2 separate regions of the Homo sapiens genome follow, and region 2 is linked to region 1. A link is an interaction called in ENCODE POLR2A ChIA-PET data of the cell type or tissue named here. Cell type or tissue: K562. All regions are shown on one strand. Links, peaks and the distances in the headings refer to the core of each region. The heading gives the core; the rest is flanking DNA. Region 1 has its middle 22 kb from the start of INHBB. Region 2 has its middle 29 kb from the start of LINC01101.

Evidence for each region. ChIA-PET counts read pairs that join two places held together with the same protein. Peaks named below come from ENCODE experiments on the same cell type or tissue, not always from the same donor. Only the 100,000 strongest peaks of a DNase experiment are listed, where the experiment ranks them.
Region 2: POLR2A ChIA-PET joins it to region 1 with 5 read pairs; 3 of 35 experiments call an interaction of 5 or more read pairs at or near these places.

What each region holds. Positions count from the first base shown.
Region 1 is chr2:120,321,385-120,326,749 of GRCh38, reverse strand. No RefSeq gene overlaps it. Among named protein-coding and RNA genes, the nearest start is that of INHBB, 22 kb to the left of the region's middle. RefSeq lists an enhancer at 1,091-1,591. In K562, for the core only: no CTCF peak of the experiment used is centred there; a DNase peak (open chromatin) is centred at 2,489; H3K27me3 peaks cover 4,038 bases.
Region 2 is chr2:120,434,642-120,440,006 of GRCh38, reverse strand. No RefSeq gene overlaps it. Among named protein-coding and RNA genes, the nearest start is that of LINC01101, 29 kb to the left of the region's middle. In K562, for the core only: a CTCF peak has its summit at 2,576 (motif pointing right); a DNase peak (open chromatin) is centred at 2,536; H3K27me3 peaks cover 2,813 bases.

The DNA of each region.
Region 1 (5,365 bases), core at 100-5,099:
TGTTCAGACTCGTCCCTGATGCGACACTAACCACACCCACTCCCACAATGCACCTGTTTGTAAAATGTTTCTCAGTGGGGCACGGTGGCTCACGCCTGTAATCCCAGCACTTTGGGAGGCTGAGGTGGGTGGATCACCTGTTGTCAGGAGTTCGAAACCAGCCTGGCCAACATGGTGAAACCCCATGTCTATTAAAAATAAAAAAATTAGCCGGGCGTGGTGGTGCACGCTTGTAATCCCAGCTCCTAGGGAGGCTGAGGCAGGAGAATTGCTTGAACCTGGGAGGCAGAGGTTGCAGTGAGCCGAGATCGTTCCATTGCACTCCAGCCTGGGCAACAAGAGTGAAAGTCTGTCTCAAAAAAAAAAAAAAAGTTTCTCAAAAGAGCTCATGTAAATAAAGCATTAAGGGGTGATGTCTCTTCTGTGCTGCTGCCGAACGTTTCAGAAGCGACAAAGGACAATGAGCAGCTGCTTCCCACGATGCTGGTGAGTTCCCGCATCAGCTCCCTTGGCCTGAACAGAAACAGTGGCTGGGCGTGGAGTGGCCTGAACTCAGCTACTGGTGGCACCACACTTAAAGATATGTTGAAGTCTGTGACTGCTCCAGGTGTAGACAACCTTGGAATCCATCCCAAGTGAATTCATCTCCACTGCTGCCTGTACTTGTCCCACCCACACGCTTGCATCTTCAGAGAGCCCTCCTCGCTCTACTTTTCCTCAGCCATCAAGGTGTTTGGGCGTCTGTCACCGGGACAGGCTCTGAGCCTGGCATGAATCTAAGAGAAAGCAGATATTTATAAGCCAGAGTCTTAAAGAAGTTGGGTTTAGATGCAAAGGAAATTTGTGCCGTGTGAAGAAGGGATAACAACCCAACGAGGAGTCAACATTGCCTGATCCACGGCCGCTTGACTTTCCATCCATGGGTTTTTCAGTTTTTGTCTTTCTAAGCTCTTCATAGGAATCCAAAGTGGGGGCCGGGTGCAGTGGCTCACACCTATAATCCCAGCACTTTGGGAGGCCTAGGTGGGTGGATCACCTGAGGTCAGGAGTTCAAGACCAGCCTGGGCAACATGGTGAAACCCCGTCTCTACTAAAAATACAAAAATTAGCCAGGTGCGGTGGCACGTACCTGTAATCCCAGCTGCTCGGGAGGCTGAGGCAGGAGAATTGCTTGAGCCCGGGAGGCAGAGTTTGCAGTGAGCTGAGACTGTGCCATAGCACTCCAGCCTGGGCAACAGAGAGAAATTCAGTCTCAAAAAAAAACAAAAAAAAAAAACAAAAAAAAACCAAAAAAACAAACAAAGCAAGAGAGAGAGAGGGAGAGAAAGAAAGCAAGAAAGATCCAAAGTGAGGAACAACAAGGGGTGTCTCAGGACTGCCCTCCAAGCCTAGTAACTCGGGGAATGACATCAATCATACCTTCATGCCTCACCCACCCTTGGAAAGATGGGTGGGATTAGGAGCCAAGGCATTCAGTATGAGGGGCCTGGCCCCATCAGAGCAGCCGACGCTGGGCCCCTCCCAGGCCTCAGCTTGCTCATCTGCGCAAGGCGGGCTGCACCTGCCCTTCTCCCTGCACAACAGCTGTTGTGAGGCTGAGAGAGCAGGGCACACCGAGCGTTCCCCAGCACCAGCCACGATGGTCCATGCTTAAACTGGAGATTACATGGGATCCAGTGGTCAAGTTGCCCTGGGTCACCCCAGCAGGTGAGTGGCAATCCCCAAAATAATACTCTGGTGTCTGTGACCCCAGGGCCAGACTGTCCTTGACAGCTGGTTAGAGGAAGTTGTTGGTCAGTTGGAGACAGGGCAGGTGTTGGCCCTTGGGCACGTACAGGACTTTCTGCAAACCTATGGGTGCTCTTCTTCTGAGAGTGCCTCAACAATTTCTTATTTTTGTTATTTTTTTTTTATCTTCTCAATGGGCCTGGCCCAGGAGTTTCGGGCTTTTATTAAGCAGTGGAAGTGCATTGGAAACACAAGGCGCTGACCTCCTCACCCTGCCCACACTGGTAGCAGAGTAACAACTGGGTCTCCAGAGACACCTGAGGGCCCGCCTTCCAGCCCTCAGGCAGAAGACCTAAAAGCTGTGTGGAATATTCCCCCATCACGACCTTGGTCTGGACGCAGCTCCAGGGTCGCCCTTCCTAAGGCAACGTCACCCTGACCTGGCCCCATGGGCGACTTAAAGGTAACTCCTGGGGAGGGGGTCTTGCTCACTAAGGCTTTTGCAGCCTGTGCCTCTGCAGTGGATGAAGAGTTTCCAATGGCCTAATTTTCTCCCAGGGAGTAAAACTGAAGGTCTGGAAGAAGAGCTCACTGTTTATAAATGTCCTAGAAATAAAAGAGCTTAAACATGAGGGATAAAAACATGGTTCAGTATCTTGGGGTTCTTCATCAGATTAGCGAGGCCCTAGAGCAGAAAACCACGGCTGACCTGAAGGACTGATAAAGCCGTGGTGGCTTCCTGCATTCCTCGTGGCCACAAGCCCTGGACTTATCACACCAGGCTTCCCTCCAGCAGGTCCCAAGAGCTCCGCAAGAGAAATGAGGGAGATAGCTACTGGGCACTGGACACCTGCTGTGTGCCCTCGGGGCTGACAGACTTCTCATATTTGATTTTCATCACCCCATTAAAGTTGGCACTATCACATTTTATAAGTGAACCCTGAGCCTCCAGAAGGTTTAGCAATTGCCAGTCAACAGCTCCTGGGTGGCAAGGCCAGGACAGGAATCCAGGTCTGCCCAAGCCCACAGCCCACGCCCTTCCCTTTCTGGGCACTACGTCTGGGCACATGGTGCCCCCACAAGCACTCAGCACCCAGGTCAGTCAGGAGAGAGAGGTGGGGTGGAGGACGGTGAGGAGCAGGGAGGCAGCTGGTCAGCCACTTAGAAGGCTTAATTAAGCAGAGAGACAAGGAGGGCTTGCCCCACGACAGAGACTCCGTACACATGGGGAGGTGGGCTTGGGAGACCTCAAGGAGACAGAACTAACAGGGACGGGGCAGCTGGCTGACTTATACCTGTCCTCCCTGGCACCCCAAAATATAGTAGGCTGTGGGGACCGGGCCACAAGGAACAGACCCAGAAGACAAGGTGATGTTGCTGTTGTTTGGCATGAAGGCGGCAGCTACTACATATTCCGGAAGGAGAGGCCGTGGAGGAGGAGGGGAGGCCCAGGCAGGAGCCCGGGGAATACATTTCCCCTCTACCCTGCCACGGAGGCTGGCCCATGCTGGAAAGGGCAGAGCTCCTCAGAGACCCAGGAAAGGGCAATGTGACACAGCCTAGCTCGGCTCAAGCCTGGCCAAAAGGCCGAGGCGTGGGAACTGCAGATGCTGGGGCTGCCGTGACCGAGGTAGCTCTGGGCTGGTCACCAAGCCGAGCCCAAGGCAGTGGAGCCAAGGCTGATTGCAACAGAGGAGGAGGAGGAGGGGGGAGGCAGCAGCAGGGGAGACACTTTTCAAAAAGTCTGACATTGAGGAGAAGTGGATACATGAGTAACCAGGATGAGGGGTTTTTTTTGTTTTTTTGTTTTGTTTTGTTTTTAAGATAGGGACAGTTGGGACATATTTGCAGACAAGAAGGAATTGAGCCAGGGAGATAAAGATTTAAACTGTCCAAGAGAAAAAGTGTGCACAGGGCAGAGCTGGCGAGGAGCTAGGGGCGGGCAGGGGCCCAGAACAAAGGGTACAAGCAGATACGGGGTTTTGTTTTCTTTTTATTTTTTTAAAGACAGGGTCTCTCTCTCTCTCTCTCTGTCACCTAGGCTGAAATGCAGTGAACTGATCATTGCTCACTGCAGCCTCGACCTCCTGGTCTCAAGAGATCCTCCCATCTCAGCCTCCTGAGTAGCGTGACCTCAGGCACATACCACCACACCTGGCTAATTTTTTTATTTTTCGTAGAGATGGGGTCTCACTATGTTCTCCAGGCTGGTCTCAAATTCTGGCTTCAAGCAACCCTGCCACCTCAACCTCCCGAAGCACTGGGATTACAGGCATGAGCCCCCACACCCAGCCACAAGCAGATAGGTTTAGATTTGAAGGGAAAAGACACTTTATCCTCTAAGACAGAAGAGAAGGATGAGAGAAAGGGAGCTGGAAATGAGAAGTGCTCAGGTGGAGGGGCTGAATCTCACATAGATGACACCGAGCAACCCAGAAAAGCAAGAGGCACAGGCACAGCAGAACACATGAGAGGGCTGCTGGTTCTGCGTTAGTTAGGGCGCGCAATGCTAGCTGCCGTAACAAACAAACACCCAAGCCTCAGGGGCCTGACCCAGTGACAGTTTGTTTCTCATTCAAAGTCCAATGCCAAGGTCACAGGGCAGTGGCAGGCTTCCACATCGTCATTCAGGGACCCAGGCTCCTTCCCCCCAGTGTCCCTGCCATCCCCTGGAGAGGAGCGAGCACATGGAGAATTGTGTGAGAAGCTTTCCGGGCAGGCACGGAAATAGCACACACTTCTGCCCACACTTCACTGGGCAGGCCTGGGTGCCACAGCCACACTGGGCAAGAGGCTAGAAAAAGTAGTTCCACTGGGTTCCCAGGAGGAAAAGGAAACAGATTTTGATGGAAACACAGCCATCTCTGCCACCAGGTAAGGGCTCAAATGAAGAAGAGAAGATTCCAGTAGTGTGAGTTCATGAGTAGTTGCTGCAGCCACCCCCGGAAGTGACAGGAAATGAACCACCCCCTTTAGCCTGGGTCCTCGCAGCAAACCTTTTGCAAAAACTCTGAAGACATTGAATATATCGTTCTCCCTGGCCCACCCTGCGCATCCAACGTGTGACACAGAGCGCTTGCCATGCATCCCTGCCCCAGGAAGGCCCCCGGCTCAGGTTTGTCATTGCTCAGCACCTTTAGATGTACAGTATTTGCAGCAAAAGGCCTTCCATGATTCAAAGGCATGAAGCCCCAACACTGGCATTCCAGGCGTCCCACTTAGAGTTCACAGTCATTGCTGGGTATCAGCCCACCTTCAACCCCCCGAGGTAGATGGAGGGGGTCCTGCCGGTCCCTCACAGCCAGAACAGCTCAGAAAGAACAGTGTATAAAGAAGGCCTTCATGGCCGGGCATGTGGCTCATGCCTATGATCCTAACACCTTGGGAGGCCAAGGTAGGAGGATAACTTGAAGCCAGGAGTTCGAGACCAGCCTGGGCAACATAGTGAGAACCCCCTCACCCCATCTCTACAAAAAATAAAAATTAGCTGGGCATGGTGGCACAAGCCTGTATAGTCCCAGTTACTTGGAAGGCTGAGGAGGGAGGATTCTTGGGCCCAGAAGTTCAAGGCTGCAGTGAGCTACGATCACACCAGCGCACTCCAGCCCGAGTGACAGAGCGAGACCCTGTCTCTATG
Region 2 (5,365 bases), core at 101-5,100, 110 kb before region 1:
ACTGGGATCCAGCCTCAGTCAACATTTCACCATAAGAACGGCTATGATGCAGGTTGTGGAGGGCCTCACTTAAACAAGCACGTCGCTTACGTCACGGCAGACCCACAAACAGGCCCTCATTGATTTGTTGTAGTTGCTCCTGGTTAGGGACGTTCACCACGTAGACCAGGGCCCTACATAGGTGACTCAAGAGGGCAGCCCGGGTGCCTGGGAGCAAAGCGCCAAGCCTTTGTAGCCAGGAGGCACTTCAAAGCTAGCTCCCAAGGGACTTCTCAAATAGGGCTAATGGGGCACACGAATTTATCCCTGCCTACTCCTGAGACACCCTGGCATGACAGTAAAGAGATGTTTAAAGGTGAAAATCTGCTAAGACAAAGAGTATGATAGAGGAGGCATCAGTAAAATTTCAGAAGCTTGAATGCAGATAGGAGAAGGGTCGTTTCTTTAGCCCTGTGGAGAAAGCTGAAACCGAGGTTTATAGAAAAACAGGAAGTCCAAAAAGCCGGCCAGAACCCCAAAAAAGCTCCTAAATTGGAGACATGTACAGAGATTTTTAAAAAAATTACTTTGCCTATGAAGGATCAGGCAAAAGAGTAGCACTGGACAATGGTTGCTTAAAGACAGTGGAGCAAAATTTTGAAATTTTGTATGCAGGTAAATTAATCAAGCATAAGGGTAGAATAAAAATGTGGGTCATAAAACTTCTCAAAAATTTACCTCCCATATACTCTTTCTCAAGAAACTACTGAAGGATGAGGGAGGCTTTGGGAAAGCTAAAAAGATGTAGCAGAGGTTCAGAATCCTCAGTGAAGGAAGGCTTCCTGGAGGAGGGGGCATTTGGAATGGATCTCAAGGGATGGGCAGGGTGTCAGTGAGTTAAGGTGGGGGATGGAGCAAGGAGAATTTCTGGGTAATGGGAACAGCATTGGCTCTGGCAGGGCGCTAGGGGAGGGGGTTCAGGGTTGTCTTGCCACTGGTTTGGTGGAAACAGGGAGAGATGCAGTTGGCTGGGGCCTGACCACAGCAGGCTTTGAATGGCAAGGAATCAGGACATAATTCTACAGGCCTGAAGGACCGTGAAGAGGGGCCCTAGGGCTGGGAGATGAGAGAGGCTGGAGGGGCCCCCAGGAAGGGGGCCAAGGCAGAGGGAACGCAGGTCTCCAGGCTGGGTCTGGGCGCTGATGAGATCACGTGTGAAAACACCACGTCACAAGGGGCCTCCTGAGAGGTGTGGGCGAGCCAGAGTGAAGACTGTTGGGTTGGAGGGACTGGGCAGAAGCCCAGCTGTCTGTTAAATTTCCCAGGAGAGGAAGGCTCTGAGCAGGGCAGAGGGACTGGGTGGTCACCAGGGCATAGAGCCACCCGCTTTAAAGCCCCTGGGTGGCCCCATCCTGGGCCTGCAGGACCCACTCCACACTGCTCCTGGACCACTGGACCAAAGTGGAGCCAGACCCCGAGGCCCAAGGCTCCCAATGACATTTCATCATCCTCCAGGCTGTCTTACCACCCAGTGCCCTGCCTTTCACCCTGTGAAATAAAGCCACTGTTTGAGAATGCAACTGGGGTCACCACCTGGCTCCCACCCCCCACTGCCAGCCACACCATGTTTAAGAGGGCTGGGTGTGGAGCGCCGGCACGTAGCAACAGCGTGCAACCCAGGCAAATTACCTCCACTTCTCAACCTGTAAAATGGGATTTACAGTAGCTCCTGCCTGCTGGGGTGGTTGTGAGGATGAAATGAATCTGAATGGGGTAAGAGTTTAGAATAGAGCCCAGAACCCAGGGAGCCATTGCTATCATTATCCTTATTAATATTACTGCTGAGGCTTAGAGAGCAAATAGAGCCAAGGATGACTTTGGGGGCAGCTGAGCCAAAAAGTGGAGATCCAAGAGTTTGCGTGGCCTGGACTGACCATGCAGCTTTGCAGGGTCTCGCTCTCCTCTGTGGCCTGGCCGGATGGGATCCCATGTCCTCAAGGCCTGTCCAGAGACCCAGCCCAGAAGCCATGCTGATTGGAAGGAAGTCACAGTCACAATTTCTAGGGGGCCGTGGACAGCAGTGGGCTTGATCGGGTTTGGGTTCTGACTCGTCAGAGTTCCTACCCTGGCCAAGGGGACCCTACCCCACACTGGGGCCACCTGCCTTCCTGCTATCCTTCAGTATGTGGTGGGGGATAGCCCTTTCCGAGGGATCCACCCAATGGGGATCCAGGGTGGAAGCGTTTACAACCCGGCACGCCCTCCCTGGCATGATTTCCCCATCACTCTGTCCCACCCACGTCCCCGGGCTCCTTGGCCTGGTTTCCAGGAGCTCTGTGTGTGGGGGATTGAAGGGTAGTCATTTTGTAGTATGGGGAAGATTTCAGGGCCAGACAGACGCTTCAGGGCTATACAGGAGCCCTGTGAACATAGCCATCACCAGTCACTGCCTCAGGCCTCCGGGGTAACACAGATAAGAGCAGGGAGGGCTGTGTGGACACTGTCCCTTCAGGCTTTCAGAGGAAGTCCAGCTGCTCAGCACTGCCCAGGTGTGGCAGGGATGACACCTCCCACTCCAGATACCATTTCATCTGAGGGCTTAGTCGGTAATTTGGGTATGCTGCCACCAGGTGGCTCCCCTTTAAGGCCCTCTCTCCTCAACTACTGAGCAAACCTTGGATTCTGTCCTAGAAGAGAGGATGTTGGGCTTCTCTCCTTACTCATGCTGGCCCCTTGTGGGCACCTGAACACCAGGCCTCCTCCGCCTGGGTATCCCCCAGCCCCTTCTCCTGCTCTTTTATCTCTCTCTCTTTGTAGCCCCATCTACCCCACTCATCCTAGGGTCAGGAGTTCCTAATCCGAAACAAGCCGAAGCTCCACTCTGCCCCTCCCAGGCTCATCCCAGCCCTGCCCAGCTGAGCTTCCCTGAGAGGCTGAGCGCTTCCTCCACTCCTGGCCAGCACCTCAAACCACCTCCCCTGCTGCCTTCCCCCAGCCCTGGGACTCCTCCTCTCCTCTTCTGGCCATTTTCATGGGACTCCCCCTGCCAAGATCCAGTCCCAAAAATTCCCTGAGCAGTCGGGAGGCAGGTCAATAAAGGTTTGCTGAATGAAAGATTGGGAAAGGGGCAAACACATGGCTGAGGGACTAATCGGTGGACACATTTTTACTGGGCACCTATTATGTGCCAGGCCCTGTGCTGGCCCAGGAGGTGAATGAATCAGTGAAGAAGAGAAGTAAAGGGGGATGTGAAAGCCCAAACACAGGAATGGCTGGAGAAACGGAGCAGAGGAGGGGACCAGCAGAGGGGTGGGTGGCTGGCTGGAGGGGTGGGTAGGTGAGTGCTTCTCATGATTTGCTGGGGAAGAGCCAGGTCACTTGGCCAGGGATTGAGAGAGGCAGTGTCCCCAACAGGACCCAGACCAAAACAGATGACTCACTTATATGTAAGGCCTTGGAGAACCAGCTGCTGCAGGGGAGGGGCGGGGCAGAGGGGGGTGCTGGAACCAAAATTGTGCTGTGGGGGCACCCTGGGGAGCTTGAGACAAGGTCAAAACAGGCCCTGCACAGATGGAAACCGGTGCAGATTAGGAAGAAAAGCCTGAAGACTCATCCCAGAAAGCAGCAGTGACTCATTTATTGAGCACCTACTAGCTGCCAGGGATGTCCTATAAATCAGTCCTAAGCCCCAACAGTCCTGGGCAGGAGAGTTACCCTCACCTTGCAGAAAAGAAAAAGAGAAGCTGAGTGGTAAAATGACTGATCCACAGCCACCCAACAGCAAGGGCCAGAGTCGAGACTGACCCAAGTCCTCTCTTGGCTGGGACCTGCCCCTCTGTCAGCTAGCGCATGCATTCTTGGAGAGACCCAAGGAGATGGTGACCAGCATGGAACAGACGATGGAGGGAGGTGGGCAGCAGGGCAGCCTCCCAGGTGCCTGCAGAGCATAAGCCAGCAGGGAAGAACCACTGGGTGGCCAAGACACCCCAGTGCGGGAGGCCTGGCCTCTGGGGATGCCTGGGTTTTGCCTGTGGGGTTGGTACTCCCTCTGGACAGTCACAGGTGAGTGGCTTCCCCTCTCTGAACCTGAACTTCTGCATCTTTAAAAGGCAGAACACACGCTCCCAGAGTGACCTTCTGTCCACTGGGCTGGATGCAGTCAGCAGCAGAAGCTCGCCTGCCCTCCTTGCCGGCCCTCCCTGGGGTCATTTGTGCTTTCTGGTCAGCCTGTCCAGCTGGCTGACGCCAACTGCCCAGGGCCCGGACACCTTGGAGAGCCGGCCATGATGCTGATGCAAATGTACAGGTAGGCCACTGCTTTATCACTGATGAGGAACATCCCCTTCCCTCAACTGCTTTTCCACAGGGCAGGCAGGGCAAATATTCATATCCCGTGCTGCAGACAAGAATGCAGGTGGGGAAGGAAGAGAAGCTGACCTTCCTGCCACAAGCTCAGTTCTGGGAGCCTCTTGTGGGTGGTTCCCCTCATCCTCCCAGGAGCTCTGAAGGGTGAGTATCATCCCCATTTTGCAGATAAGGAGACTGAGGCTTAGAGAGCTTGGATGCCTGGTCCAAGGTCAAGCATCTCATCAGGGTCTAGACTCGATTCAAACATGGGCTCTCTAGCATGCTATGTGACCTTGCGTGAGTTCCTCCCTCCCCCAGCCTCCACCTCCTCACCTCTGGGATGAGGAGGATGGACAAGGTGAATTTATCATTGAGGTCCTCCCAGCTCTGGCAGTTTGGAAGCCTGTGCCCTCACCGGAAAAGAGCACCAGGCGCTGTGTCCTCACAGCCAGGCTTGGCCCCAGCTCTGTGACCAGCAGCCAGCGCCCCTTTCATGAGTCTCAGCACCGCATCTGCAGGCGGGGAGATGGCTTCGGCTTAGCAGGTGTGCCAAGCGCTGATGCAGGTGACACCCGTGGGGCATGGCCTGTGAGGGACCAGCATGTAGTTCTCCTGGGAACACCTGGGGATGGGCCCGGAGACTGGAGCCCGGGAATTCAAAGCCTGGTTCCTGGGGTCAGGGGGCTCATGAGGGAGCCTCTGGGGCTCTCCTACCCTTGGCTAATTTATTGTGATGCAAAAATCAGACTCAGGGCGGCAGGAAGCAGAGCCGAGTGCCAAGCACTCTTCCATTCTGTTCTGTTCCACATATTTTCAGTATTTATTGTCCCCATATGTGATGCTGAACATTAAAAAACATGTTGCTGAGATTCCTCCAGAAAGGGCTGACATTTCACAATATTCCTCTCATGCTGGGGATTACTGCTCAAGATGATGAAAACGTGGTTTATTCAAAACAGATTGGGGCAGAAGAAAACAATGGCATGGCCCCCGGAGAGGCTCAGCGCGCTCCCGCTCCTGGGAGAGACAGGCGGTGCAC